Regions from separate parts of the Homo sapiens genome. Here regions 2 and 3 are each linked to region 1. Evidence: read pairs that join two places in POLR2A ChIA-PET (ENCODE). Cell type or tissue: CD4-positive, alpha-beta T cell. All regions are shown on one strand. Links, peaks and the distances in the headings refer to the core of each region. The heading gives the core; the rest is flanking DNA.

What was found. ChIA-PET counts read pairs that join two places held together with the same protein. Peaks named below come from ENCODE experiments on the same cell type or tissue, not always from the same donor. Only the 100,000 strongest peaks of a DNase experiment are listed, where the experiment ranks them.
Region 2: POLR2A ChIA-PET joins it to region 1 with 10 read pairs; 31 of 35 experiments call an interaction of 5 or more read pairs at or near these places.
Region 3: POLR2A ChIA-PET joins it to region 1 with 10 read pairs; 32 of 35 experiments call an interaction of 5 or more read pairs at or near these places.

The regions. Positions count from the first base shown.
Region 1 is chr19:13,769,186-13,779,523 of GRCh38, reverse strand. It overlaps MRI1 (methylthioribose-1-phosphate isomerase 1), which reads right to left. Exons shown (of 6, transcript NM_001031727.4): 6 at 5,242-7,403. The coding sequence ends at 7,243. C19orf53 (chromosome 19 open reading frame 53) reads right to left here and starts at 5,068. Exons shown (of 3, transcript NM_014047.3): 1 at 4,950-5,068; 2 at 4,817-4,872; 3 at 751-1,472. The coding sequence starts at 5,046. The coding sequence ends at 1,326. RefSeq lists enhancers at 4,003-4,531, 4,532-5,061, 5,038-5,237, 5,308-5,377. In CD4-positive, alpha-beta T cell, for the core only: no CTCF peak of the experiment used is centred there; DNase peaks (open chromatin) are centred at 4,393 and 5,093; H3K4me3 peaks cover 1,408 bases; H3K27ac peaks cover 1,652 bases.
Region 2 is chr19:13,833,406-13,842,149 of GRCh38, reverse strand. MIR23AHG (miR-23a/27a/24-2 cluster host gene) reads left to right here. Exons shown (of 1, transcript NR_036515.2): 1 at 1-7,634. MIR24-2 (microRNA 24-2) reads left to right here and starts at 5,791; the gene lies at 5,791-5,863. It overlaps MIR27A (microRNA 27a), which reads left to right and starts at 5,633; the gene lies at 5,633-5,710. It overlaps MIR23A (microRNA 23a), which reads left to right and starts at 5,491; the gene lies at 5,491-5,563. RefSeq lists silencers at 261-320, 2,229-2,458, 8,277-8,466, a cis regulatory region at 1-334 and enhancers at 2,879-2,978, 3,199-3,418, 3,449-3,558, 8,577-8,626, 8,677-8,726. In CD4-positive, alpha-beta T cell, for the core only: CTCF peaks have their summits at 8,157 and 8,372; DNase peaks (open chromatin) are centred at 2,449, 2,909, 5,079, 8,379 and 6 weaker places; H3K4me3 peaks cover 4,977 bases; H3K27ac peaks cover 6,788 bases.
Region 3 is chr19:13,842,927-13,853,694 of GRCh38, reverse strand. No RefSeq gene overlaps it. Among named protein-coding and RNA genes, the nearest start is that of MIR23AHG, 5.4 kb to the right of the region's middle. RefSeq lists silencers at 5,649-5,854, 5,675-5,944, 10,616-10,768, an enhancer at 6,525-6,704 and a cis regulatory region at 10,371-10,768. In CD4-positive, alpha-beta T cell, for the core only: a CTCF peak has its summit at 5,822 (motif pointing right); DNase peaks (open chromatin) are centred at 2,384, 5,854, 6,524, 7,193 and 6 weaker places; H3K4me3 peaks cover 2,544 bases; H3K27ac peaks cover 5,569 bases.

The DNA of each region.
Region 1 (10,338 bases), core at 935-8,934:
CCAGTCACCCCACCCCGTCTCAGGGTAGAAGCTGACTGTATGCACAGGTACCACTCCCCAAAGACAGCAGTTCAGTATCACCCAGACTACAGCCCAACTTTTCCCTGTGCTGTGACCTTGACCTGGATCCAGTGAAGGGAGAAAAGGAAGGTTATCAGGCCAGAGATCCCAGAATATTCCATAGGTACTGTGTGGCACAACAGACTCAAACAATTTGGAGGTGGAGGAACTCCAGGATGGGCAGAAGTGAATTCTGGTCTTGACAGTGACAGGTAGCCAGAGGGTCAGCTGAGAGCACGGATCAGGACTCTGCCAACTACGGGATCAATTCCACTCTGGAACATTATGCAGGACCTGAACAGGGCATCCTGCTAGATGACATGTATAACGCATTAGAACTTGTGGGGCATGGTGGATCACACCTGTAATCCTAGCACTCTGGGAGGCCAAGGCAGGACGACTGCTGGAGGCCATGAAGTTGAGACCAGCCTGGGCAACTTAGCAAGACCCCACATCTACAAAAAGCAATAAATCAGCTGGGCATGGCAGTGCATGCCTGTAGTTCCAACTACTTGGGAGGCTGAGGTGGGAGGATTGCTTGAGCCTGGAAGATGGAGGCTGAAGTGAGCTATGATTGTGCCACTGCACTCCAGCCTGGGCGACAGTGCGGCCTGGCTCATAGGTAGTGCTACCACTGGCTGTCCTGACTACCTTACAGTTGGCACTCTTTAACCAGGTAGTACCACGTGGTTTCTGAATGTATTCCGGTTTAATCGGCACCTTGGTCCTGTGAGGTGGCATCTGACCTACTGATGTCCAGCTTGACTCTGGTTGTGTCCCCAGGGGTGAGGACTGGCCAGGGAGTGAGTCACCCGGGGTTAAATGGAGAAAAGACTCTTTCCCGGCTCTCAGGCTCAGGGCCAGAGGTGTAGAAGCCCAGCTGTCCCCTGGGCACATGGTTGCTAAAGGCGGTGGGGTGGGGTGGAGCACGCCAGGCCACGTCACTCATGGAGACTTGTGGGCTCACCTGGCCTGCTCACCCGAACACAGGACTGCAAGAGGGATGACAAAGCCAGGTTTATTGTTCTGGGTTAAACCTGTGGAGGCAGGACCTGGGAAGGGGCACGGGGACAGATGAAGTTAGTGACTGTATCTTCCTGGTCATTGCTGGGTTCTCAGCACCCTTGGCCCCCACTGAAGTTCTAGGTGAAGCCCAGTGCTGGGGGACAGGGTCCTCTTCCTGACAGTGCAGCCTGTGGGATGACTTGCAAGGTCCCATATGGAGGTAGGGGGTGGGATGTTGGCCTGCACTGGGGCCAGCGTCCTCAGGAAGGTGTCTTGGAGGAGGTGGCGGCAGCTGCCCCTTTCTTCTTGGCTGGGGCCTTCAGCAGTGCCAGCTTCTTGGGCAGGCTGCTGCTGGCTTTCATCACCACGTCATGTTCGATCTTCTTCCGGATTCCGACTTCTAGGTTCTGAGGGAGAAGCACGGGGCAGTCAGATTGTGACCTGGGGCTGAGAGAGGGCCTGACCAGTCACCCTCTTCCTGGCTAGAGCTCGCAGGGGGCTAGATCAGCAACTATCCCCTCGAACCGCACCTGACTGTGGGTCTGGTGGCTGGGGTTTAAGTCCTGCACTCTCCGGGGCCTCCACACACACAAAAATCCTCACTTCTGCACCTTGGCTTCTAAACCTCTGCTCATGCCCATTTTATGGATGGGGAAACAGTCTGCTGCAGCCAGGAGGCACTGGTTGCCCAGGTCCCTAAACTGCATGGGATCCGGCGTGCCCACAGCCTCTGGTCCCAGCCTCTAGAAGGGCAGCCTCCTCTGCCCCAGGTCATCTCTGCTTTGCAGACGGCAAGCTGAGGATCTGAAGAGTGGGCAAGGGAGCTGGCAAGTAAGGCACAAGCGTGGGGCAAAACCAGCAGTGTGAACCCCAAACTGGTGGCTCAGTCGCCTTTCCCAGACTGCCTCTGCCCTGCCATTCTGAGTTCCGACGGACTGGGTGTGGTGGCTCAAGCCTGTGATCCCAGCACTTTGCGAGGCTGAGGCAGGAAGATCACTTGAGCCCAGGAACTCGAGACCAGCCTGGGCAACACAGCGAGACTGCATCTGTACTAAAAGAAAGAATTAGCACGGTGTGCTGGTGCGTGCCTCTCGTCTCAGCTGTTTGGGTGGTCGAGCCCAGGAGGTCCAGGCTGCAGTGAGCTATGATCGTTCCACTACACTGCAGCCTGGGGGACAGCGTGAGACCGTCTCAAAGAAAAAAAAAAAAGTTCCGGCTGGGTGCAGTGGCTGTAATCCCAGCACCTTGGGAGGCCAAGGCAGGCATATCACCTGAGGTCAGGAGCTCTAGACCAGGCTGGCCAACATGGTGAAACCCAATCTCTACTAAAAACACAAAAAGTAGCCAGGTGTGGTGGCGGGCGCCTGTAATCCCAGCTACTCGAGAGGCTGAGGCAGGAGAATTGCTTGAACCCAGGAGGCAGAGGTTGCAGTGAGCCCAGACCGCACCACTGCACTCCAGCCTGGGCAACAAGAACGAAACTCTATCTCAAAACAAAAACAAAAAACAAAAACAGTTCCAATGACCACGATCACCAGCATCGGGACAGCTAACCAGGTGCCTGGATGCAGGGGTCATGGAGCTGGAATTCAGTGCATGTACCGGGACAATATAAGCATCAGTAGCGTAATATGTTACACTGTTAAAGGATGGTAAGCGCTGCTATGGCAAAGAGGAAACAGGAGTGAGGAGGGATGGGTACAGGTCACCATCAAGGCAGGCCTCTTTGAAGAGAGTTGGAAGAAGGGAGCAGTGTGTATTATTGGGAGAGGAATCCAGGCAGAGGAAACAGCCAGTGCAAAAGTTCTCAGGTGGGACAAGGAGCCCAGGAAGGGCTCCGGGAAGGAGGGGTCAGGGGCCAGTAAGGCTAGAGGGAGTTAGCAGAGGAGAGGGTGGAAGGAGACGAGGGCAGATTCTACAGGGCCTTGTGGCTGAGTGAGGACTGGACCTTTTTCCTGGGTGAGGTGGAAGCCATGGAGGATTCTGAGCCAAGGAGGGAGGGAACCGACTCAGGTGCTCATGGGCACCCTCTGGCTTCTGTGAGAGGACCAGGTGGGATCCAGGAGACAAGGGAGAAGGTGGCTGCACTGGTCCCGGTGGGAAATGATGTGGGTGGGACCAGGTAGGGGCCAAGAAGATGGGAGGCGGGTGGATTCTGGATTGATTCTAAGGGCAAAATAGGGGCGAGCACAGTGGCTCATGCCTGTAATCCCAGCACTTTGGGAGGCCGAGGCGGGTAGATCATGAGGTCAGGAGTTCGAGACCAGCCTGGCCAACATAGTGAAACCCCATCTCTACTAAAATTACAAAAAAAAAAAAAAAAAAAAAAAAAAATTAGCCCGGTGTGGTGGTGCAGGCCTGTAATCCCAGTTACTCGGGAGGCTGAGGGAGGAAAATCGCTTGAACCCAGGAGGCAGAGGTTGCACCTAAGCCAAGATCACTCAACTGCACTCCAGCCTGGGCGACAGAGCGAGACTCCATCTCAAAAAAACAAAACAAAACAAATGGGATGAGACCGGGATGTGAGAGAAAGGAGGGATTCAAGGATGACCTATGGCATCTGGAAGGAAGTGATCACAGGGGGAGGAGGGCAGAATGGGAAGGGAGGATCAGGAATTTGGTTTTGGACATGCTGAGTGCAAGGTGACCATGAGATTCCCCACTCCACGGAGGTAAGCGGGCCAGTGGGTACCCAGTTCTGAGAAAACCGACACTCTGGGGTGACGAAACAATTTGCTCAAGATCACAGGGCTGTTTACTGTGGAGTACAATTCAAACCCAGGTTTGACTCCCACCAAAACCAGTTTTAAATCTCCTTCCAACTTCTTTACAAGCTCAACCTTACCCATCTACATATAAATGTTGCACTTAAAAACAACCATAGGGTGGCTCACGCCTGTAATCCCAGCATTTTGGGAGGCAGAGGCGGGAGGATGCCTTGAGGCCAGGAGTTCAAGACCAGCCCGAGCAGCATAGTGAAACCTGTCTCTACCAAAAATACAAAAAAAATAAAATTAGCCGCGTATTGGCGAGCACCTGCAATTCTACCTACTCGAGAGGCTGAGACGGAAAGATTGCCTAAGTCCAGGAGGCTGAGGCTGCAGTGAGCTATAATGGGGCCACTGCACTCCAGCCTGGGCAACAGTGAGACCCTGACTCAAAAAAAAATGACGATAACCAACGCACCCTCACACTTCTTTGAGCCCTCTGCTGTTCTAGGTTTACAAAGCTGGGCTTTCAATTCCCTTCCCATGTCACCTCGCTGTCTTCCTGAGTTCAATTAAAGAAAACAGTAACAGCAAGAGGCTGACGTTATTGGAACCCTTTTTGGGCCGCAGGTCTTGCTTCTACGAGGCCCTTTTGAAGTGGTAAGTGGTGTTCCTGCACCCCTTGCACAAGGAAGAAAAGGGAGGCCCACAGAGCTGGGAGTCCTCCAGGCCTCATCCCTTGCCCTTTGCCGATCCCTGTGCTCCTTCCCTCGCCGGCCTCCAGATTTCATCTCTCGTCCCTAGCACGTCCCCCAGCCCCTATCCCTCGCCAGCTTCCACCTCTTACCCCTCTCTGCGCCCCGGGCTCCATCCTTCGCTCCTAACGCGGCCCCTGGCTCTATCCCCTCGCTCCTAGCTCGTCCCCAGGATCCACCCTCTCCCCTCACTGATCCCCGGGCTCCACCCATCCCCCCTCGCCGTCCTCCGGGTTCCACCCCTCGCTACTCGCCGCCCTCCGGGCTCCATCTCTCGCCCCCGCACACCTTCTTGAGCTTTTGCTGCTGCACGACGCGCGCCTTCTTGGGAGCGATAACACGACCTGGGGAAAGATGTGCTCACGTGAGGCCGGGAAGCCGGGGGTCCACCTCGCCCCCAAGTCCCCGGGCCGCTCCTTACCGCCTTTTCTTGGGCCCCGATTCTTTTCAGAGGCTGCCGCTGCCGTCTTACTCTTTGCGGGTTTGTGCGCCTGAAACTTGCGCTGCCCCTGCGCCATGGTCCGGCACGCAGCGGAAGAGGCGGGACTGTGAGCAGTCGTAGCCGGAAGGCACAGGGAACCATGGGATACAGCGGGGCGGAAAAACGCAAGAACTCACGGGATACAACGTGGCACAGAGTTAAAGAGACAGCATCCCACAAGGGTAGTGTAGTGGATCACAGTTGGAGTTTTCAAACATTACGAACAAAACGGTGACAATGATAAGCTAACGTTTATTGAGAGCTTATGTGTTTTAGAAAACTTACAACGTTTTATGATCTTTACACATAAAAACTCAGACTAGGTTAGGGTGTGGCACTCACCTCTGGTACAGAATTTAAGAAGGTTCAAAAACTTTGGTAATAGTAAACAATATTTTCAAGACTTAAAAAATATTTTAATATCCAAAATAATCAAATTGTTAAACTACATCCTGCAGACCGGCAGCATAATTTTGTAAATAAAGTTTTAGTGGAACCAGGGTGTTGAGGTCAGTAAGCTCAAGGCACAAGTGCGGGGTTCTAGCCTCTTCAAAATTTTATTTAGGCCGGGCACGGTGGCTCACGCTTGTAATCCCAGCACTTTCGGAGGCCGCGGGGCGCGGATCACCCGAGGTCAGGAGTTGGAGACCAGCCACGACTAACATGGTGTCTCCAATAAAAATACAAAAATTAGCCAGGCATAGTGCCAGGCTCCTGTAATCCCAGCTACTCGGGAGGCTGAGGCAGGAGAGTCGCTTGAACCCAGAAGGCGGAGGTTGCAGTGAGCTGAGATGGCACCACTGTACTCCAGCCTGGGCGACAGAGCGAGACCCCGTCTCAAACAAATACTTGTTTTGTTCATCATGGATTTTTTTTTTTTTTTAAAGAGATGGGGTCTCACTCTGTTGCTTAGGGTGAAGTGCAGTAGTGCAATCAAAGCACACTGCATCCTTGAACTCCTGGGCTCAAGCCATCCTCCCACTTCAGCCTGAGTAGCTGGGGCTAGAGGTGTGAGTTCCATGCCCAGCTCATTGTTTTTAAATTTTTGTTTGTAGAGACAAGCTCTTCCTATGTTACCCAAACTGGTCTCAAACACCTGGGCTCAAGGGATCCTCCCAAAGTGCTGGAATTACAGGCATGAGCCACCAAGCCTGGCCTCATCATGGATTTTTGCATTAATTTTGATTTTTAAAAAATACTGCTGTAAGGTCAGGCACAGTGGCTCATGCCTGTAGTCCCAGCACTTTGGGAGGCTGAGGCAGGGGGATCATTTGAGTCAGGAGTTCGAGACCAGCCTGGCCAACATGGTGAAATCATGTCTCTACTAAAAATAGAAAAATTAGCTGGGCATGGTGGCGCATGCCTGTAATCCCAGCTACTCAGGAGGCTGTGGCAGGAGAATCGCTTGAACCGGGGAGGCACAGGTTTCAGTGAGCTGAGATCTCGCCTCTACATTCCAGCCTGGGTAACGAGTGATACTTGATCTCAAAAAAAAAAAACCCAAAACAAAATATTGCTTTAAAATATTTTTTATCTTGGTTGCTGAGCTTTTTTGGTGTCCTCTTAAAATTCTGCCCTGGAGATGTCACCCTAGCTCCAGCCCTGACCTTAAGAGGGAGGTACTAGTATTATCCACATTTATTTTTTATTTTTTTAATTAAATAATTAATTAATTATATTTATTTTTGAGACGGAGTCTCGCTCTGTTGCCCAGGCTGGAGTGCAGTGGCGCTATCTCGGCTCACTGCAAGCTCTGCCTCCCAGTTTCACGCCATTCTCCTGCCTCAGCCTCCCAAGTAGCTGGGACTGCAGGTGCCCACCACCACACCCGGCTAATTTTTTGTATTTTTAGTAGAGATGGGGTTTCACCATGTTAGCCAGGATGGTCTCAATCTCCTGATCTTGTGATCCACCTGCCTCGGCCTCCCAAAGTGCTGGGATTACAGGTGTGAGCCACTGCGCCCGGCCTGTTATCCACATTTTATAAATGAGGAAACCAAGGCACAGAGAGGTGAAGTGACTTGCCCAAGATCATACAGTGGGAAAAGTGGCGGAGTCAGGATTTGAATCTGGGCAGCCTGGCTCTAGGTGCTGGGCTCTAGATGGAAGGCCCTGTCTGAGCTCCCTGCACTAGGAACAAGTGTGGTCAGGGGCTGGACGGTCAGCTTTTGGGTAGCCATTCAAGAAATGTATTGAAAAACCTAGAGAGGCAGGCTAGGGAGAGCTGAGTTGGTTACATCTGGGGTCCATCTAGGGTTCCATCCCTGGAAGAGATGGTGGTGGTTAGGGCTGTCCGGAGCTCCTCAGGGGCAAAGACCCCCAGTTCTGTGATGATGCCACCAGTGATGAGGTCGTGGGGGGTGACATCGAAGGCAGGATTCCAAACTCCAATCCCTGCAGGGGAGAGAGGGGAGGCAAGGAGGCAAGAATTTGCTTCTGTGAAAGTTCTCAGGTTGTAGTCATCTGTTTCTACCACAGTGGTTCTTGGAGTTGGGGAGTCCTTGAGAACCTGAGGATTCTCACCCCAAAAGTACATGCAGGCATGGACATTGTACTCAATAGTAAGTTTAGACTCGCCACTGCCCCTAGAATGTCAGTCCCCAAGAAAAATTCAAAGTCCTATACACATCTATGCCACTTATTTTTTTATTTTTTGTGAGATGTAGTTTTGCTCTTGTTGCCCAGGCTGGAGTGCAATGGCACGATCTTGGTTCACTGCAACCTCCACCTCCCAGGTTTCAAGCAATTCTCCTGCCTCAGCCTCCCGAGTAGCTGGGATTACAGGCATGCACCACCATGCCCAGCCAGTATTTTTAGTAGAGACGAGGTTTTTCCATGTTGGTCAGGCTGGTCTCAAACTCCCGACCTCAGGTGATCTGCCCGCCTCGGCCTCCCAAAGTGCTGGGATTACAGGCGTGAGCCACCGCACCTGGCCCATCCCACTTATTTTTTTAGTTTTATTTTTAATTATTATTATTATTTTTGACACAGAGTCTCGTTGTGTCACCCAGGCTGTAGTACAGTGGTGCGATCTTGGCTCAGTGTAACCTCTGCCTCTTGGATTCAAACGATTCTCCTGCTGCAGCCTCCTGAGCAGCTGGGACCACAGATGTGCACCATCATGTCTAGCTGTTTTTTTGTTTTTTTGAGATGGAGTTTTGCTCTTGTCACCTAGGCTGGAGTGCAGTGACATGATCTCAACTCACTGCAACCTGTGCCTCCCAGGTTCAAGCGATTCTCCTGCCTCAGCCTCCCAAGTAGTTGGGATTACAGGCGCCTGCCACCTCGCCCAGCTAACGTTTTTTTTTTTTGTATTTTTAGTAGAGACGGGGTTTCACCACATTGGCCAGGCTGGTCTCGAACCCCTGACCTCAGGTGATCCGCCCGCCTCAGCCTCCCAAAGTGCTGGGGTTACAATCATGAACCACCACACCTGGCAAAACAATTTTTTTAGAGATTGTGGTCTGGCAATGTTGCCCAGGCTGGTCTTGAACTCCTGAGCTCAAGTGATCCTCCCACCTCAGCCTCCCAAAATACTGGGATTTCAGGTGTGAGCCATTTTACCTGGCCCCATAATGCTAATATTGGTTCATGCTAATATTTCATGAACTGTTTTTTCTTTTTTTTCTTTGAGATGGAGTTTCACTCTTGTTGCCCAGGCTGGAGTGCTGTGGCGCTATCTTGGCTCATTGCAACCTCCGCCTCCCGGGTTCAAGCAATTCTCCTGCCTCAGCCTCCTGAGTAGCTGGGGTTACAGGCATGTGCCACCACGCCCGGCTAATTTTGTATTTTTAGTAGAGGCAGGGTTTCTCCATGTTGGTCAGGCTGGTCTTGAACTCCCGACCTCAGGTGATCCGCCCGCCTCGGCTTCCCAAAGTGCTGGGATTACAGGCGTGAGCCACAGCGCTCGGCCTTTTTTTTTATTTTTGAGATGGAGTTTCGCTCTGTCACCCAGACTGGAGTGCAGTGGTGCAGTCTCAACTTACTGCAACCTCTGCGTCCTAGGTTCAAGCAATTCTCATGCCTCAGCTTCCCAAGTAGATGGGACTACAGGCATGTGCCACCACGCCTGGCTAATTTTTATATTTTTTTAGTAGAGACGTGGTTTCGCTCTGTTGGCTAGGCTGGTCTGGAACGCCTGACCTCAAGTGATCCGCCCACCTCCGCCTCCCAAAGTGTTGGGATTATAGGCGTGAGCCACGGCATCTGAGTGCATGAACTATTTAAAGGGCCAGTCATTGATCTAAATGTCCTGTGGGTTAATTCACTGACCGCCCTTGGGTTTATGCAGCAGGTTCTAGCCATAGCCCATTTTACAGATAGGACCAGTGAGGATCTTAGGGAATTAGAGAATTTAGGGAACTTGCTAACGGTTGCACAGCCAGGAAGTATAGGCAGCTAAGAAAAGTCTTGCAGCTAGGCATGGGAGCTCACACCTGTAATCTCAGTGCTTTGGGAGGCTGAGGCAGGAGGATCGCTTGAGGCCAGGAGTTTGAGACCAGCCTGGGGAACATAGCGAGACCCTATCTCTATGAAAATAAACAAATAAAAATAAGTGTAGAAATATCTTGCTTTTTCTTTTCTTTTTTTTTTTTGAGACAGAATCTCACTCTGTTGCCCAGGCTGGAGTGCAATGGTGTAATCTCAGCTCACCACAACCTCCGCCTCTCAGGTTCAAGTGATTCTCCTCCCTCAGCCTCCTGAGTAGTTGGGACTACAGGCGGGTGCCACCATGTCCGGCTAATTTTTGTATTTTTAGTAGAGACGGGGTTTCACTATGTTGACCAGGCTGGTCTCGAACTCCTGACCTTGTGATCTGCCCGCCTCGGCCTCCCAAAGTGCTGGGATTACAGGTGTGAGCCACCTCGCCTGGCCGTCTTGGTTTTTCTTTACAAACACGTGGCCAGCCAGATATTCTTATTTCCTCTTAAGAAAACCTAAGTGGAGAATAGCAAGACAGTTACTCAAGATCATTCATATAACCGGTTAGTTGTAAATTCCAACATTGGATCTGACCTCCAGGATGCACCTGTTAGAAGAAGTGGCTTGGGCCAGGCGTGCTGTGGCTCACACCTGTAATCCTAGCGCTTTGGGAGGCAGAGGCAGGCTGATTGCTTGAGGTCAGTAGTTAATAAATAGCCTGGTCCACATGTTGAAACCTCATCTCTACTAAAAATACAAAAATTAGCCAGGCGTGGTGGCACCCACCTATAGTCCCAGCTACTTGGGGGGCTGAGGCAGGAGAACTGCTTGAGCCCGGGAGGTGGAGGTTGCAGGGAGCCCAGATCGTGCCACTGCACTCTAGCCTGAGGGACAGAGCAAGACTCCA
Region 2 (8,744 bases), core at 745-8,744, 63 kb before region 1:
GGTGGGAGCTGGGGGGATGTCTCCTTTCCCTTCGGAGAAAAGCGCTCATTCAAGGTTGCATAGGAAGGAAAGCCAGGTTGGGGACCAGCCCTGTGCAGCTTGGGGTCCCCGTGCCTTTTGGCTGAAGGAGGAGGTTAAAAGGGCCCAGACTGAACCCCGACCCCTCTGTCTTAGCCCCAGACTGTTTTCTGATTTTAGCACTAGATTTGGCTGCCCCTAAAGCCCTTAGCCCTAACTGACCTTCCTGCCCAGCCCAGCCCAGCCCAGCCCAGCCAGGCCCCAGACCCAGTGGCTTCTTGAATGTTTTGGCTGTGCAGCTGGCTCCTTGTCACCTGCCCCCTTCCCAACCTTCCCCAGCTGGCAGCCTCTGACTCCTGGTCTATGAGGGTGAGGCTGGGGGCTGGGGGACCCCTGGCATAAGGGGTGTCCTCTGGCAGTCCTGCCCCAGCTGGAGGGCTGTACCCAACAGGTGCCCAGGCTTAGAGGCGAGGTGATGTTGGACACACCCTGTCCGCTCGCCCACATGCCCTGCCCGGGCCAGCCTGGGTACATGTGTTCACATGCCGATGTCCTGGGAAGGCACAGGCCCTGGGGCTGGTGCTAGCTTTGTTCTCTGATCCCGTGAGGCACCCATGGCCCTCTGCCCTTGCAGCACGTCCTCTGGGAGCTCCTTCAAGACCCCAACAGGCAGGCCTTGCCTGTGGATCTAGAGGGGGCCCTAAAATAGGTGCCGGCCTGGCCTGGGGCTGGCACGCGGAGCACATGCGTGACAGGGCGTGTCCAGAGGGTCGGGCCTGTCTGTGCTGGCCTGGCCACTGAGCCTCCGCCGACCCTTGCTCGCTGGAGAAAGACAGCAGAGGCGGATGCTTTAGGAGGGACCCCCGTGTCGTGCCCACCCTCTAACAATGCAAGTGGACGCCAGATGTTCCATGCAGACCGCAGCTGCGGGGCAGGCCCCCATCTATCTGCAATCCCAGGGTAATTAGCCCGGTGGGTACACTGGGGTGACCCGCTCGCCCGATCTAGGTGGTGCTTTGATACCTCTTAAAGCATTTTTTGGAGTTTGCCCTTCACCTTGGAAAGCTGGGTGGGGGATTCTGTCCTCCATGAATAACGGCGCCAGGAACCTTGGGCGATCTTGAGAAAACTCCTTCCTGTAACCTCTGTTTTCCACGTTGGATGTGTTTTAGGCCACAGTCAGGCCTGGCTTTTTTTTTTTTTTTTTTTTAAGACTTATTCCATGACCTTAAGCCCCAGTCTGAATCTCTGAGCCTTAATTATTCTATCTATAAATGGGAAGCATTTGGAAATGGGACGGAGAGAAGTGTACACTTTGCCCCTGGCCGCCTTCTTCCCTCCTGGTGTCCTGGGTGGACACGGAGGTGTGTCTGGGGAAGGTGTGTCCTTTAGGGCCGGTCGCCTGGGAAGGATGTTGAGCGGAGGGCAGTGGGTGTGGGTGAGAATCCCTGGGCAGAGAAGGGCGCCGCCATGCTGGGCACGGCTGAGTCACGCTCCAGCGACGCCTTGCCCCAGGGTGCTGGAGCTGGCGCCACCCTGGGTGTGGTCACTGAGCTGTGGCCCTGGGCAGAGCAGGGCTGGGTGGTCTAGGATGTGGGGCCTCGGTGCCTGGGGAACTGACTTCGAAGATGCCAAGCCCCCTGGCCTCCCGCCTGGCCTAGGTTCTGGGGTCACCCTCCAGGACTGTGGTGGCCCACACCCTGAGAATGCCTTGGAGAGCCTAGAGGCCCTGAGCCTTGGGCCTGGGAATCGGTGCGTTGAGGGAGGTGGATAGGGCGCAGACACCAGTGACTGCATTCAAGGCCAGGGGACCCCCACAGCCAGGCCCTCACTGCAAAATGTACCTATGTGGGGAGAAGGCAGGGGTGGACCTGATGACGGGGTGTACCACTCTACTAAGGGTTCCCAACATGAAGGTGAGGGGGCCCCTGGGAATTCTGTGATTGGTCTGGGAAAGATTAAAGTCTAAGTGGGGGTTAGAGTGTGGACTGGCGGGACGCAATGGGGGCTGGGATGTCACTTTCATGGTTCCCCTATTTATAACAAGTGATTCAGCCCTCACTTACTCACCCCTTCCTGAGCCTCCCCCCACCCCAGCCCTGGGTGGGCAGCGGGGCCCACCCACTTGTCAGTGCCCTGACTTTCCCTACCCAGTGCCACCCTCTGAGGGCTGCCCATCGGGGCGGTTGTTATTGTCGCTGCACTGGGATTGGGGCAGAGGGGCGGGGGGCTCCTGGTCAGGCGGCGCTTGGCCGGGCAGCCCAGGTTGGCGGCTGGCTCGAGGCCCAGCCCACGGAGCTTCTGCTGAGAGTCTGGGCCCATTAGGCAAAGCGTTAGTGACAGGCTGGGAGGGCGGGTGGCGCGGCGGGCAGGGCGGGGCCTGCAGCCCTTGGTATTTTCCGATCCCAGCTGCTCTGTGAGGGTGGAAAGTATTTGGGGACCAGGCTTGGGGGCGGAGGTGGTGGTGGCGCCCCCGGCGGAAGCTGCCCCTGATTCATTCTTGGAGCATGGGGTTGGGGGGGTAGCGGTACACATACATACCCTTGTGTGTCTGGTCCACGCACACGCTGTCTGGAGGGGGTATTCAGGCATACCCACATGCATTGGCTGGCCGGGGTGTCCTGATGCAGCCTGGGGCCTGCTTTGCTCCCCAGCCCAGGGGCCCGCCCTCTCCCTCATGCCTCCAGCTGCTAGGAGCTTGGTTTCCCCCTGGACACCATCTCCCAAGAGCCTGAGAAGTGCACCATGATTGGTAAAGGGGACCCTGTCTCCTGGGCACCTGCATGGCAGCACCCCTTCCACTCAAGACCCAGACCTTTTGTGCCTGCGGGGATGGGGAGTGGCCTTGGCCCCGGCCCTGGGCTCTGTGCAGGGGAAACCCCACAGGAAACGAGCCTGGCCAAATGGCCGCCCTTCCCGTTCTCGTCCCTGGGACACGAATGTGCTGTCTCACTTCCGGAGGCGGCCCAGGGAGGCTGGCCGCCCTGCGGGGCCTCGCCTGCTCCCAGTTGGCGCCTCCAGACCCTAAGGGGACAGGGCTGGGCTGGGGCCTGATGGGAAAGAGTGGCTGGTATGTGTGTATGTGTGTATAGGGAGGGGACAAAACAGGACATCACTCGCCGCCTGTCTCGAAGTGGTGAGCGCCACCACATCGGGCGGACACTGGGGTCCTGGTGTGAGACACCCACGTTTCCGTTATCCTTTGCCTTGGCAAAGACAGCAGCAGCTCTGTCGTGATCATGTTTATCACTCATGGGGTCCTCACCATGACTTATGAAGTCCATACTTATTATCCCTGTTTTGCAGATGGGGAAGCTGAGGCCCAGAGAGGTTGAGTGACTTGCCCAGAGTCACCCAGCTCAGAAGCTGCAGAGCTGGGGCTTTCAAATCTGGGCAGACTTGGGCTCCAAAACTGGAGTCTGCTAGCCAGGTGTTGGGCTCTTATCAAAAGAAGCTCCACTCACTAAAGACTTAGGGCTGGCTTCATGCATTTGTGAAACGGGCAGTCTCACGGCAGCCCTGCTTGGAGGGACCTGGAGGTTAGTTTAATGTTGCACTGCTGGGGTCATGAATTTTTTTTTATTATTATTAATTTTTTTGTCTTGTATTGCCCAGGCTGGTCTCGAACTCCTGGCCCCAAGCGATCTTCCTGTCTTGGCCTCCCGAAGTGCCGGGATTATAGGGATGAGCCACCGCGCTCAGCCTGAAATTATTTTCTTTTTTTAAACTTGTTTTTGTTTATTTTAGAGATAGGGTCTTGCTCTGTCACTTAGGCTGGAGTTCAGTGGCATGGTCATAGATCACGGCAGCCTCAAACTCCTGGGCTCAAGCAGTCCTCCCACCTCAGCCGCCTGAGTAGCTGGGGCTACAGATGTGTACCACCACTCCTGGCTGATTTTTTAGTGAATTTTTTGTGGGCCAGACACTGTGGCTCAGGCCTGTAAGCCCAGCACTTTGGGAGGCTGAGGCAGGCGGATTGCTTGAGCCCAGGAGTTGGAGACCAGTCTGGGCAACATGGCAAAACCCCATCTCTACAAAAATTAGGGCCAGGTGTGGTGGCTCACGCCTGTAATCCCAGCACTTTGGAAAGCCGAGGTGGGCGGATCACCTGAGGTCAGGAGGTCGAGACCAGCCTGGCCAACATGGTGAAACCCCGTCTCTACTAAAAATACAAAACTTAACTGGGCGTGGTGGCGGGCACCTGTAATCCCAGCTACTCGGGAGGCTGAAGCAGGAGAATTGCTTGAACTCTGGAGGTGGAGGTTGCAGTGAACCGAGATCACGCCATTGCACTCCAGCCTGGGCGACAGGGCGAGACTCTGTCTCAAAAAAAAAAAAAAAGAAAAGAAAAAGAAAAAATTAGCCGGGCATGGTGGTGCATAGCTGTAGTCCCAGCTACCCCGGAGGCTAAGGTGGGAGGATCACTTGAACCTGGGAGGCTGAGGCTGCAGTGAGCTGTGATTGCACCCCTGCACTCTAGCCGTGGCGACAGAGTGAGACCCTGTCTCAAAAAAGAAAAAATATTTTTTTTTTTTGTAGAGATGGGGTATTGTCGTATTGCGCAGGCTGGTCTTGAACTCCTGGCCTCAGGTGACTCTCCTGCCTCGGCCTCCCAAAGTGCTGGGATTACAGGCGTGAGCCGCCATGCTTGGCCTGAAATTCTTAGTTTTCGAACTAGAGGACCACGTGTTCATTTTGCACCGGGTCCTGAAAATCCTGTATCTTGCCCTGGTGCTGGGCACTTACTGAGTGACATACATACTCGGTGACATCTCACTGGGCTATGCAAAAGAGGCTCTTGGCTCCATTTTACAGATGGGGAAACTGAAGCTTTGGAGAGTCTTTGGGAAACTGTGGAGCAAGGATTTGAACCTTGGGCTGTTTGGGTGGAGAGGCCTGTATCTTGGAGCTTGGATCCTGTGCTCTGGGGGGCGGGGGGTGCGTGTCTAGAAAGAGAGGGGGGTGCCTTGCTGCCGGCATCCGCCCTGGTGGGTGTGGGCTAAGCCCTGGCCACTGAGGAGACCGGGCCACGGGGGGGGAGGCCCTGGTGGTTTCCTCCTGCCCTCCAGGCTTCTAGGAAGTGGCGCCAGCTGGGGTGAGATCACTTCCTCACCCGCCTGCCTGGCCCCCCTTGGCTTCCTCTCCCCATGGCCCCATTTGGCCTGCCCAGGGCTCAATGAGGGGGGAGCTTGGCCATGCAAGTTGCTGTAGCCTCCTTGTCCCGCATGGGCCCTCTAGGTATCTCTGCCTCTCCAGTCCTGGGGCTGGAACGGAGGGCACAGCTAGGCTCCAGCTCCCCGTGTGGTGGCTCCTGCATATGAGAAAAGAGCTTCCCTGTGATCAAAGGAAGCATCTGGGGACCTGGAGGGGAGGTGTCCCCAAATCTCATTACCTCCTTTGCTCTCTCTCTCTTTCTCCCCTCCAGGTGCCAGCCTCTGGCCCCGCCCGGTGCCCCCCTCACCCCTGTGCCACGGCCGGCTGGGGTTCCTGGGGATGGGATTTGCTTCCTGTCACAAATCACATTGCCAGGGATTTCCAACCGACCCTGAGCTCTGCCACCGAGGATGCTGCCCGGGGACGGGGTGGCAGAGAGGCCCCGAAGCCTGTGCCTGGCCTGAGGAGCAGGGCTTAGCTGCTTGTGAGCAGGGTCCACACCAAGTCGTGTTCACAGTGGCTAAGTTCCGCCCCCCAGGCCCTCACCTCCTCTGGCCTTGCCGCCTGTCCCCTGCTGCCGCCTGTCTGCCTGCCATCCTGCTGCCTGGCCTCCCTGGGCTCTGCCTCCCGTGCCTACTGAGCTGAAACACAGTTGGTTTGTGTACACTGGCTCAGTTCAGCAGGAACAGGGGTCAAGCCCCCTTGGAGCCTGCAGCCCCTGCCTTCCCTGGGTGGGCTGATGCTTGGAGCAGAGATGAGGACTCAGAATCAGACCTGTGTCTGGAGGAGGGATGTGGTGGGTGGGGTTGGCTGGGCCCAAATGTGTGCTGCAGGCCCTGATCCCCAACTCTGCAACTGGGGACCCCTGCATGGCCACAGCTCAGGCTGGGCTGTGGTGCCAGCATAGATAGGTGGGTGAGTGGGTGGCCCTTCCATTAAAAGGGAAGCCAGCTGTGTCCTTTCCGGGCCTGGAGGCTTGGCCCCTCCTCTCCCAAGCCTGGCAGGGGCACTGGCCCGGCCCGCACCTTCCTAGCAGCCAGTTACCCAAGAGGAAGCTGCCTTGGGCCTCCAGACCGTTAAATGCCAACTCCTGGCTTCCGGTATCAGGCTGGGTTGACCTGACCTGGCCCCTTCTTGCTGGGCCCTGCAGCTTTCTAACTTGCCGGGAGGAGCAGTGACACCCGCCCCACATGTGGGGCATGGAACAAGTTCCTTGTGGACCCAGAAGGGACACAAGCAGGTGTGCTTAGTCCTGAGGCGCTGGGAATAGCTGATCCTCCCTGCCTTGAGGGGGTTCTCAGGGCAGGGAAGAGTTAGGACTCTGTTTTTTTTTTTTTGTTTTTTTTTTTTTGAGATGGAGTCTCGCACTGTCACCCGGGCTGGAGTGCAATGGCTCGATCTCGGCTCACTGCAACCTCCACCTCCCCAGTTCACACGATTCTCCTGCCTCAGCCTCCCAAGTAGCTGGGATTACAGGTGCACACCACCGCACCTGGCTAATTTTTGTATTTTTAGTAGAGACCGAGTTTCGCCATGTTGGCCAGGCTGGTCTCGAACTCTTGACCTCAGGTGATCTGCCCGCCTCAGCCACCCAAAGTGTTGGGATTACAGGCATGAGCCACTGCGCCCGGCCAATTTTTTTTTATGTTTTGTAGAGACGGGGTTTCGCCATGTTACCCAGACTGGTCTTGAACTCCTGACCTCAAGCAATCTGCTCGTCTTAGCCTCCCAAAGTGCTGGGATTACAGCTGTGAGCCACCGTGCCTGGCCTTTTATTGTTTGTTTTTGAGACGGAGTCTCACTCTGTTGCCCAGGCTGAAGTGCAGTGGTGTGATCTTGGCTCACTGCAACCTCTGCCTCCTGGGTTCAAGCGATTCTCCTGCCTCAGCCTCCTGAGTAGCTGGGCTTACAGGCACCCACCACCATGCCCGGCTAATCTTTGTATTTTTAGTAGAGACGGGGTTTCACCATCTTGGCCAGGCTGGTGTGATCATGGCTCATTGCAACCTTGAATTCCTGGGCACAAGTGATCCTCCTGCCTTAGCCTCCCCAGTAGAGCTGGGACTACAGGTATGCGCCACCACACCTGGCTAATTTTTTTAATTTTAATTTTTGTAGAGATGGGGGGGCAGGTCTCACTATGTTGCCCAGGCTGTTCTCGAACTCCTGGCCACAAGCCATCCTCCCACCTTAGTCTCCCAATGCGCCGGAATTACAGGTGGCTCAGGTGTGAGCCACCGTGCCTGGCTTTTCTCCACTATCTTGAAATCAGATGGGAGGAGGCTTTTTTCTGGGTGGGACTGAGGAGGCACACTGAAGTCCCCCAGGTCATCGGGGCTGGGCCATTGCCTTTTTCCCCACCCTGGGTAGTCGTGGACAGAAGCTTGGGATGGGATGGAGAGGAGAGATCGTGCTGTGTGTCATGTCTGTTGTTCAAGTAAATAAAAGTTGCCCTGACTTCATTCCTGAAGGTCTGGTCTGTGATTCACTCCTGCCTCCCATCGCTGGAGTTTCAGCTTTTGATTGGCCTGAATTTACCATCCTGGCACTCCGGGCTCCTGCCTGCCCATCCCTGCCCCACCTGCTCTGTGCAGCAGGGTATCCTGTGCTTGGAAAGGTGACCTTGGGGGTGTCCTGGATCGTGGGGTGACCATGAGGGAAACCCTAGAGTGGAAAGATTTTCACATCGCTGATCAAGGGAGGATGGAAGCTGATCTGAAGTGGTGGTGGTGGGGTGACCCTGAGGGAAACGCTGAGCCTGAGGGGTGACATGTGGCGATAACCAGGATCTGAGGGTCTTGAGCTAGTGACATTTGGGGGCAACTTGGACCTACGGGATTACTCAGGCCTCAGGGGAAGATTTGGGGTGCCTGGTATCTGAGAATGCTGGAGGGGAACTTGGGTTTGAGGGATGTGACATGAAGGAAACCCCAGTTCTTAAGGGGGGACATTTGGATGTGGCTGGGACCTGCGTGACGCCCCAGGAACATGGGAACATTCGTGGGTGACACCTGAGGGGCACAGTAAAGGGTCCCCCAGGTCCGAAGGCGGCAGGGACCACAAGGGGTGCACTCCGGGCTCTCCACCCACCTCCACCGTCCCAGACCTCGAGGCGGCGCCACGGAGCGCGCGGGGCAGTCCCGGGTCCGCCCGCACATACCTGCTGGAATACGCGCGGCGGGGCAGGAGGTGGGGCCGTCTCCGATTGGCCCACTCGAGCGGAGGGGCGGTGCGAAAAGCCAATCCCCATGCACAGCGCCGCCAAAGTCCCGCCCCCGACTGCGGGCCCCGCCCTCTAGCGACGGGCCCTGCCGCTCCGGGAAGCCTCTGTCCTCTCCTGCCCCGGCTCTGGCAGTGACCCAGACACAGCATCTCCATTCATCCAAAAGGCAGGAAGGCCCCGAGGAAACTGCTTCTCGGGGAGCCAGGGACGTTTAGACAACCACGGGCTTTCTCGCCGTCCTTTGGATCCCATCCCTCACTCTATTTGACGACTGGGAGCCTCTTCAGTGGCGCAAGATCCCAGACACGCCCTGGCCACGTCCCCTGGCGAGTGTCCACGCACAGACCAC
Region 3 (10,768 bases), core at 1,919-9,918, 73 kb before region 1:
GCGAGACTCGGTCTCAGAAAAAAAAAAAAGAAAGAAAATTCCAGAAATAAAACAAGTCATACCTTCACATTCCAGGCCGTTCTGAGTAGTGTGATGAAATCTCCCACAGTCCTGGGATGTGAATCATCCCTTTACCCAGCTTATCCATGCTGTCTGTATAGGCTACCAGTCTGTTAGTCCCTTTATAGCCATCTCAGTCAACAAATAGAAAAAGCAAAGTGGTCAGCCGAGGTGGCTCATGCCTGTAATACCAGCACTTTGGGAGACCAATGCAGGAGGAGGATTGGTTGAGACCAGGAATTCAAGACCAGCCTGGGAAACATAGTAAGACCCTGTCTCTAAAAAAAAATAAAATAAAATAAAATAAAATAAATGTGTATAAATAAGCTGGGTGTGCTTGCACATGCCTGTAGTCCTAGCTACTTGGGAGGCTGAGGCAGGAGGCTCACTTAAGGCCAGGAGTTGGAGACCAGTCTAGGCAACACAGCAAGACCCTCACGCCCCGACCCCCACAAGATAAATAAATTAGCCAGGTGTGGTGGTGCTCACCTGTAGTTCCAGCTACTCTGGAGGTTGAGGTAGAAGGATCCTTTGAGCCCCGGAGCTTGAGATGGCAGTGGTGAGACCTTGTCTTAAAAAATTTTGATCCTGGGCTGGGCGTGGTGGCTCACGCCTGTAATCCCAGCACTTTGGGAGGCCGAGGCAGGTGGATCACCAGGTCAGGAGATCGAGACCATCCTAGCTAACATGGCGAAACCCCGTCTCTACTTAAAAAATACAAAAAATTAGCCAGGCATGGTGGCACACGCCTGTAGTCTCAGCTACTTCAGAGGCTGAGGCAGGAGAATCGCTTTAACCTGGGAGGTGGAGGCTGCAGTGAGCCGAGATCGCGCCACTGCACTCCAGCCTGGGTGACAGAGACTCCATCTCAATAAATAAATAAATATTAAATAATAATAATTTTTTTTTATCTTAAAGCTGGGTGTGGACATATTTGCCTGTATTCCCAGCTACTCGGGAGGATCCCTTAAACCCAGGAGTTTGAGGCCAGCCAGGGCAACATGGAGACACCCCTATCTCTAAAAAATAAACAAACAGGTCAGGGCCCAGGGGCTCATGCCTGTAATCCCAGCACTTTAGGAGGCTAAGGTGGGCGGAACTCTTGAGGGCAGGAATTCGAGTCAGGAATTCCAGACCCGCCTGGGCAACACAGCATAACCCTGTCTCTACAAAAAAAAAAAAAAAAATACAAAAATTAGCTGGGTGTGGTCGCTCTCACCTGTGGTCCCAGCTACTTGGGAGGCTGAGGTGGGAGGCTCAGCTGAGTTCAGGAGGTCGAGGCTGCAGTAAGACGTGATTGTGCCACTGCACTCCAGCCTGGGCGACACAATGAGACCCTGTCTCAATACATAAATAAATACAAATTGGCCAGGCGCAGTAGCTCACGCCTTTAATCCCAGCACTTTGGGAGGCCAAGGCAGGCGGATCACCTGAGGTCAGGAGTTCGAGACTGCCCTGGCCAACATGGTGAAACCCCATCTCTACTAAAACTACAAAAATTAGTTGGGCATGGTGGCGTGTGCTCGTAGTCCCAGCTACTTGGGAGGCTGAAGCAGGAGAATCGCTTGAACCTGGGAGGCAGAGGTTGCAGTGAGCCGAGATTGTGCTACTGCACTCCAGCCTGGGTGACAGGGTGAGACTCAGTCTCAAAAAAAAAAGTAAATAAATATAAATAAATAAATAATAAAATTAAAAAAAAAAATCTCAATTCTTCCGCTAGTAGAGTGCCTCCCTGGAATCCCATCCAGCTTGCTGTCCTTCTCACTCCAAGTTTAAGAAGGATAGAAAGGTGGGGGAGACTGTTTCGGGGCAGGCAAGGAGGGGAGGCCTAGGCAGGAGGTGTGGTGAAACCCACCATATGTGCCCTCAAGCACCCTCTTTCTCTGCCAGAGGCCACAGGCTTGGAAGAACCATGTCTCTTCCCAGGTTTCCTTCTCAGCCTGACTCGAAGCGTCCTGGCCTGCCCGCCCCACCAGACAGTCTGACTCAATTTGCCCGCTGTGTGCGTGGGCCCTGCGCGTGTGACCCTCCACCATTCCAGTGACTCAGGCAGCCTGGAAGCCCCCTCCCCGGGGGACACCCAGCTTCCTATGGTGACTTTTCACAGACATGGCTGAAACTGGCTGGCGCCTCCCAGACCCAGGCCGGGCTCCTGGGGGCAGCCCAGCAGGGCCTCGGCCCCACAGCCCACCCCTAGAGAGGGCCTAGGGGGTGGGAGTAGGGGGTGGGGAACTCTTCTCAAAGGGCCTTTGTGGGAGCAGCTGGGGGGGCTAACGGGGGACCCCGCCCTGTGTGACTCAAGCCTCATTGCTGGGCGGTGACTCACCCCCAGGCCCCCCTTCTGCCTGCCCGCAGCAGGTGCTGTGAGCCAGCTTCGGGATAGGGGCCTCTGCAGCCATGGTCATGCCACCCTGCCCTGGACCTGTGACTTGCCACCCACTTCTAGGGGTTCCAGTCTTGCCCTCACCTCCTTGCCCTCCTGAGCTCGGACCACAGAGAAAACCTCCTACATCCCGTCCCTCCGTGGGGCAGCAGACATGGTACTGAAATGTGCCACGCATTGTCTCACTATGAATTCACGGGATTCTCAAACCACCCGAGAGGCAGGGTGTTTGTTCTTGCTACTGCCCTGTAACAGATGCGGAAATTGATTCTCCGTGAGGTTGCAGAGTTTAACACAGGAGATTCACGTGCAGAATCTGGGTGTCCCAAACTTGCTGCCCCGCAGTGTCACTGCGTGATCATCTCAGCTGCTTTAAATGCCAGTGGTGGGTTACTGCACCCTCCAGTGTCGCTTCTTTTACTGACGGGTAAACTGAGGCAAGGAGCCTTGAAGTCACAGATCAAGAGTCAAGAGTAAGAGGCAGGGCTGGGATTCGAACCGAGTCCGAGAGCCCGGGACCTGCTCCGCCGCTTCCCCACGGGCCTCCGGCGCCCACTTGGGGGCTAAGGCGCCCCCGCCGCCGGGCCCCTCCGGACGCCGAGGCCAGCCGAGATCGGGCCGCCGGCCAGGCTGCTGGGCGCCGCGCCCGTCCGCATCACGCCGCGGTGAGTCACCGCGCGCCGGCCCCGGCCCCGCCCCCCGCGCCAACAAACAGCGCGTTGCTCGGCAACCGCCACCGCCCTCCAGCGCGGACCTGGGTTCGAGCCTCAGGCCGGGGTGCGCGCTAAGAGGGATTTTGGGACTCCGTAGTCTTCCCTAGATTAGGGGTTCAGATCAGGCCTGTAATCCTGGTGGGCACGGAGGTGATGGTGAAGGAGACAGCTGTGGTCCAATGAAGGTGGGGAGGGCTGAGGGTGGCTCTCTCCAATCCAGACCCACCGGGGCTCCCCAGAAGTGGGCGGTCAGGTCAGGAGATGGCGGCTGGGCCAGAGTTGCAGCTGAGAGGTCGAGGCCATTTTCCTAAGGGATTTGGGGAGCTGGCCTGGCGGGAGCTGTCAGGAGCGCTGTGATGAGGGCTTTTTTGCATCCTCCCCACCCCTGCCGACCTCCCAAACTAGCTAACACTTAATGAGCACGTTCTATGTTCTAAGCCTGTTCTATGCATGTGTGGGCCTATGTGTATTAACTCATGTAATGTTCACCATGAAGTCGGGCGCGGCGGCTCACGCCTATAATCCCAGCACTTTAGGAAGCCGAAGCCCGTGGATCACTTGATGTCAGGAGTTCAAGACCAGCCTGGGCAAAATGGTGAAACCCCGTCTGTACTAAAAATACAAAAATTAGCCGAGCGTGATGGCCAGCACCTCTAATCCCAGCTACTTGGGAGACCGAGGCAGGAGAATCGCTTGAACCCGGGAGGCAGAGGTTGCAGTGGGCCAAGATCGTGCCACTGCACTCCAGCCTGGGTGACAAGAGTGAAACTCCGTCTCAAAAAATAATAATAATAAAAATTAAAAATAGTGTTCACCATGGCCCTCTGACGTTTCATTGACATTCTCATTTTACAGATGGGGAAACTGAGTCAACAGAGGGTCAATGTCCTTTGCCAGAGGATGCACAGCCAAGCTGGCATCCGGGCTCCCAAACCTGTCTCAGGAGGGTGCATGCCTGGCCTTGGCAGGGCCATATCTGTGGGAGTCTTCAGGCGTTGTGGGGATAGGTGCCAAGGCTACATTGAAGTGTGGGTAGGTTATGCAAGTGGGGGATGGCGCCTGGTGGGCTCCTTGGGGGCTGTCGACACATGATACTGAAGGCTGTGCACTACAGAGGTTGCACCAGCACCCCCCTAGACTTCCCATGCCATCTGAGTGCAGGGAGAGAGTTTCCCAGCACCAGCTTCAGATGGCCTGAACTCCGGGCTCCCTGGCACCCCAATAGTCACCACTGAGCCGCCCACAGGACCCTTAAGGGAGCTGCCTGAGGGGCCTTCCGGAGCCCCAGATCCTATGGGGCGGGGAGAAGAGTAGATACTAGCATCTCAGACACGGAGATGGACCAGCTGCCTGGGAAGTGACCAGCTTTGAGTCCTGTAAGAAATGTCCATTTGGCTCACATGACCAAGTCAATCACTCAAATGGTTGAGTTGGGGAGATGGCTGAGTTACAGGGATCCTGGACAGTCTAAAGCCAAGAAGGTGAGGAGGGCTTCTCGGAGGAGGTGATACCCTGGGAACTGAAGGATGCTCGGGAGTTGGCGAATAACAGGCAGGACCTTCCTGCGGGAGAGGTTGGGACACCAGGAACTTTTCCAAGTGGAAGGTAGAGGGGACACGTGATTGGATTTAACGGGCTGTCTCTGGAGAATGGCTAGAAGGCATAAGGAAAGTCGGAGAGGACCAGGGAGGTGGCTGTTGGAATATATTTAGGCCAGAGATGATGGTGACTTAAGGATACAGTTGGCAGATTTAACAAATAAAAAATACAGGACATCAGTTAAATTTGAATTTCAGATACAGAACAAGTAATTTTTTTTTAGTATAAAACTTTTTTTTTAGTATAGCGATGTCCCCAAAATTGCATGGGACATACTTATACTAAAAAAAGAGATCCGCTGTGTATCTGAAAAATTAAGTTTCACTGGGTGTCCTGTGTCTCATCTGGGAACTGTACTTGGTGGAGGGGGGTGGGTCTCAGGGGCCCCTGGGGAGGGGGAAACGATCATAGCTAACACTCAGGGAATAAATGCACTTTATTTTTCTTTTTTATGTGTTTTCATTTTACTTATTCACTTTTTCGTAGAGATGGGGGTCTCACTATGTTGCCTAGGCTGGTCTCAAACTCCTAAGTTCAAGCGATCCTCCTGCCACAGCCTCCCAAAGTTTTGGGATTATAGAGTGAGTTGACACTCCTAACCCAACAAATGCACTTTGAAGTGAGTACTGCTATCATGCCCATTTTACAGCTAGGTAAACTGAGGCCTGGAGCAGTTTTGCTCTTGTCGTGTGTGTGCGGGGGGGGGGCTTTTTTTTTTTTTTGGTAACTTGTTTATACTGTTAGGTTAGGAAGTGGGTGACCCTCGATTGGAACCCAGGCATGTTGGCTGCAGTCCCTCAACTCTCAGAACTTGAACCCCCTCCCCCACGGGATTGGTGGGGGTGGTTGGACACTATGGTTCCCTGGGTTCCTGGTGACCCAGCTAAGGGCCTTTCTCATGGGATGCGCTTCCCCAGTCCCCCAGCGCAGCCTAGGCTCTGTGGCACCCCTACTTGCCCCCCTCCTGCCAGGACAGCGAGGCACTGGGAGGGACGGGAGGCGGCCTCAGGGGGCCTCCTCTCCCGGCTGAGGCTCGGCCTCGCCCTCCTCCAGGCTGGGAGGATCCGCCGTCTGCGCCGCCGGCAGGGGGAGGGGGCGGGTTATTTTTACCTCCCTCCAGGCAGCCGGGGCGACAGGAAGTGAGCGCGCGGCCCGCCAGATGTGGGGAGCCAGGGAGCTGGGAACAGCCACAGCTGGACTGGCGGCCGGCCGGGAGCGGGGTTAGGGGGGAGGGTGTGTGGAGGGTGGATCCCCAGGCCTCCGGTCCCCTCTTTGTTCCCCGCCGCCCCAGCCTCCCCTCCAAAGACCCCTCGTCCCCATCCCCCGCTCATGTGGGTCGTGGCCTCGCTGTCCCTCATCTGGGCGCCAATCCCCTCGCTGGCTCGAGGGCTCTCAGATCCTGGGCAGGGAGGGGGACCCTGCCCCTCGCCCCAGGGACCCCCAGGTCCCAGCAGAGTCGGGGGTAAGAGGGGGAGACGGCCTCTCGCCGGCCCCGCCTGCCACCGCCATTGTTTACCCGTCGGCTGCCTCCTAGGAAACTTAACCCGCCCGCGGTAATTTTATTTGGGAACTTCGGCCAGTTGCCATAGCAACCCCCAGTGACGTCAGAGGGGCTGGGGCCCGAAATCCCCGGGAAAGTGGGGGGGATGGGATGGGGGGGAGACCCCCAGAAGGGCTCTCCTTAACCCTCTGCGTACCAGATCCCAGCCAGGCAGGGACAGCCAGATGTGACACTTCTTGGGTGCGCCCCCCCAGTTCTGGCCTGGGGCCAGGTCAGGGTGGCAGGCCAGGCCTTGATGTCATCGGGAGCTGGGTGGGTGGTGAGTCATTCCTGAGGTGGGGGCTGGGCCAGGCCTGGGGTCTATTCCTGTCTGACCTGCCCCACCAGTGCCCTTGAGCAATACTGGGACCCTTCCCCGGGGATTTCAGGCACCTGGCTGGGAGTCCCCACAGATCCCTGGGACCTCTCTGCCCTTCTGAACCATTATGTAGGTAGACAAAGTCTTTCCTGGTGCTCCAGACACCAGGCAATTGAGTTTGTCACGGTGAGCTGGGGCCACCGTGTAATGTCCTTCTCCGGATGTGGGGAGTGGCTGGTGCCCTGGTGAGGGGGCAGGGATGTGGTGGGATCCCGGCTCAGTCCATAACACAGCTGGTCGCCAGGGCAACAGGAGGCAGGGGCCCTGACTGGCATGGGGGTCACTGCCGCCAGCCGGGGGCTGGGCTGGGAGGAGCCACTCTAACCGCAGTGACGTGGGACTTCCTCGGCAGGGCCTGTTTGATGTCTCTGTGTGTGGCGTTGCCATGGGGCCCAGCAGGCAGCCCTGCATGTGAGCTGGGGTGACCTGTGGGCCGGCTGGGCCTGTCAGGGTCCCTTGATCCAGGTGTACCTGGTGTATCACTTACCCTCTTTCTACCTGCGATCAGCACATCACACGTCTCACCTCAAAGCCTGGTAACAACTGCAAATTGCGCATTTTCAGCCCCATTTTTCAGCCGACAAAACTGAGGCTTAGGAAGTGTAATCGCCTGGCCCCAAAGCCATCCCAAAGACATCCAGCTAGAAAGCTGGGGTGTAGGGCCTGGCGCTGTGGCTCACACCTGTCATCCCAGCACTTTGGGAGGCTGAGGCGGGCGGATCACTTGAAGTCAGGAGTTCAAGATCAGCCTGGCCAATATGGTGAAACCCTGTCTCTACTAAAAATAGAAAAATTAGCCGAGCATGGTGGTGCACGCCTGTAATCCCAGCTACTTGGGAGGCTGAGGCAGGAGAATCGCTTGAACTGGGGAGGCAGAGGTTTCAGTGAGCCAAGATTGTGACAATGCACTCCAGCCTGGGCGACAGAGTGAGACTCCTTCTCAAACAAAACAAAACAAAACAAATCTTTGTTCTTCTTCCATTCCACTCCTCTCTCTGCCTCCATGAAACCGGTCTGCTTTGCTGGTTTTCCAATGTTCCAGGCACCGTCCTACCGCAAAGCCTGTGCACTGGCCGTTCTCTACCTGGAACTCTCTTCCTCTCGATGTCTTCCTGGCTTTTCCCTCAGTGCCTAAAAGTCTTTGTTCAAAGTCACCTCCTCCTCAGGGAGGACTTTCCTGACCTAACCTCCACTCATTTCATCTCTCATCTCTCTTGCCTTTTTCTAGATTACCCATAGACTTTCCACCCAACACATTTTATATATATATATATATATATATATAATATAATTTAAAACAATATATATATAATTTTTAAACATATAGACACATAATTTTAAAATATATATAGATATATAATTTTTAAATATATAGATATGTAATTTTTAAAAATATATATAGATATATAATTTTTTTTTGAGACAGGGTTTCCCTGTGTCGCTCAGGCTGGAGTCCAGTGGAGCAATCTTGGCTCACTACAACCTCCGCCTCCTGGTTCAAATGATTCTCCTGCCTCAGCCTCCCGAGTAGCTGGGTACAGGCGTGCGCCACCATGCCCGGCTAATTGTTGTATTTTTAGTAGAGACGGGGTTTCACCATGTTGGCCAGGCTTGTCTCGAACTCCCGACCTCAAGTGATCAGGCTGCCTCAGCCTCCCAAAGTGCTGGGAAGACAGGCATGAGCCACCGCTCCTGGCCACATTATATATCTTTATACCTATCTATCTGCTTATCATGTTTGTTTCTCCCATAGATGCTGGTCCCAAAAGTACAGGGATTTTTTTTTCTGTTTTGTTCTCTTCTGTGTCCCCAAATGCCCGGAACAGAGCCTGACATACATACAGCAGGCACTCAATGTTTGTAGAATGAACAAAAGGGTGTGTGGTGTGTGTGTGTGTGTGTGTGTGTGTGTGTGTGTGTGCCATGCCATTTGACCACTTGACCTGGTCTCACCTTCGCCCTGTCCCTTCATCACTCCCTCACCTGCTGTCCCCTGGGTAAACCGGCAGGCTCAGGACCGGGGCCTGTGGAAGTAAATGTCAAGGGACCCAGAGGGAGAGGTGGGGGTTCTGGGAGGACCCTCCAAGCCTGGGCTGAGGGATACTAGTGAGCCGGGGTGTGGTCCAAGCCACAGGCAACAGAACAGCGAAAATTAGATAAAAAAAAAATCTGGGGGAAGAGGTATCCCCAGAGGCCAGCATGGAGGAGGTGTTCTCCCTGAATGTGAATTGGACTGATGACGGGACAGGCAATGTCTGGATGGAAGGCCTTATTATGGGGTGAAGGGAATTCTGGAGGGGCAATATGGATGGGGATGCGGTAGAGATCCGAGTTTTGTTTGTCATTGTAATTTGGTCACTTTCTACTTTTGCAATGACAAGTTTGTCTGTGTGCGTGTGTCCCTTACAGGGAGACCCCCACCCCCACCCCAGGCCCGCCCTGGAAATGCCATTCTTGTGTGTAGCTGCTCAGAAGGCCATGTGGTAAGTTGCTCCCACCTTCTGCGCCCCACCCTGAGTTGGGGAATTCTGTGCCACCCCAAATCTTCCCCTGGGGCCCCACTAGGCGGCTCTGCCCCCTCCTGCCCCAACCTGTCAGATCCTGCATCCTGGGCCAGCCTGCCCCTTGGGCCCCACAGGGAAGAAAAGGCCCTGGAGTCCCCAGGGCTGGGCCCCACGGGATGGTAGCTGGGTGTGGCTCCTAACTCCCTCTCCCCAGTTCCACCAGGTAGCAAGGTGAGAGCCAGCTGAGCTGATGAAATGGGGGACCCTGGAGGAATTCTGGGGTGCAAGGTGACACAGAAGCATCCAACTAGTCCCTCCAGTCCCTTGGAGGGCCTGGCCTGCTGCTGGGTACCCCCGCGCCCCCACCCCCAGAGTTACTCAAAAGGGGAGGCTGCTATCTTACCACCCAGGACGTGGATGAAGAATTGGATCCCTAGCCCCAAGGATGACACTTCAAAAATATTGGGGGCTGAGTGGAAAACATCATCCCCCAAAGCAATGCCCACCCAGGTCTGGGAAGGGTCCTGCGGGTTCCAGACCCCCACTGTGACACGATGGTGGTCGTGGGTGGTGGATAGGGGTCCATCGGCCTTTGTCGAGTCCTGGAGAGGGCAGATGGCAGCGGGACATGCCCAAGGAGACTGGCATGGTTGCAGAGGGCACCCCGCCCCTCGATCTCAGAGTTTTGTTCCTGGCCACCCACCTGGGCACTGGGCCAGGCCCCGAGGCAGGGCCTCCTCCTGAGGAACAATGCAGCCGCGTTCCTCCCGGTGGAGGCTGGAGGATGGAGCGGGAAAGACAGGCACACCGGGAAAGAGGGAGGGATCCAGGGAGGGCCTTGCTCCCAGAGCTACTCCGGGAGCCCGGGGAGTTTCCCAGAGGTCCCAGCGGGTGGGGGAGGGTGCCGGGAAGCCTAGGGGGAGGGGACCCAGACCCAGGGGCTGCATGGCCTGGGACCAGAAAGTCTTTTCTATGGCAGCAGGAGAGGGTTAGGTAGGATAAGAGGAGGAACTTCCTAAGGCTGGAGAAGGCGCTGTGGAACTGGAGCAAGTGGGGGTTCCTGTTTGGTGGCATCCCAGGGCAATACCCAGACCCAGGCCCCCCTCCCCGGGAGGGGTCTGCAGTGCCCAGTGTGCCCTGGGTCTGGGACCGAGCCCACCCGCCAAACCGCCCCTCACCAATCTCTATTCCCAGGGGCTCACGGCCTCCTGGGTTGCCTCTCCCTGGGCAGGCGCAGGCCTTAGACCAACAGGGGTTCCAGAGGTGGGATAGGGGGTTAGACCCTTTGCTCCCACCCTACCCCCGCAGACAGAGCCTTGGGCTTAAAACTCGGGACTGGGACTCAAGTTCAGGGTCCAGAGGGGGAAGTTGGGCTGGGTATGGGGCCCAGGCTGATTTCGGGACAAGGAGGGAGAAAGTTGGCCTTGAGTTGGGGGACGGGACAGAGTTGGGGGACAGGACAGAGAAACTGGGGGCGGGCCGGCTCGGGGGCACATGACGGCGACGCCTGCCCCGCCCCGCGCCCGCCCCCTGCCCGGCCCGGGGAGGGGGGGAGGAGACGGGAAGGTTTTAAAAGCGATTCGGCCCCGC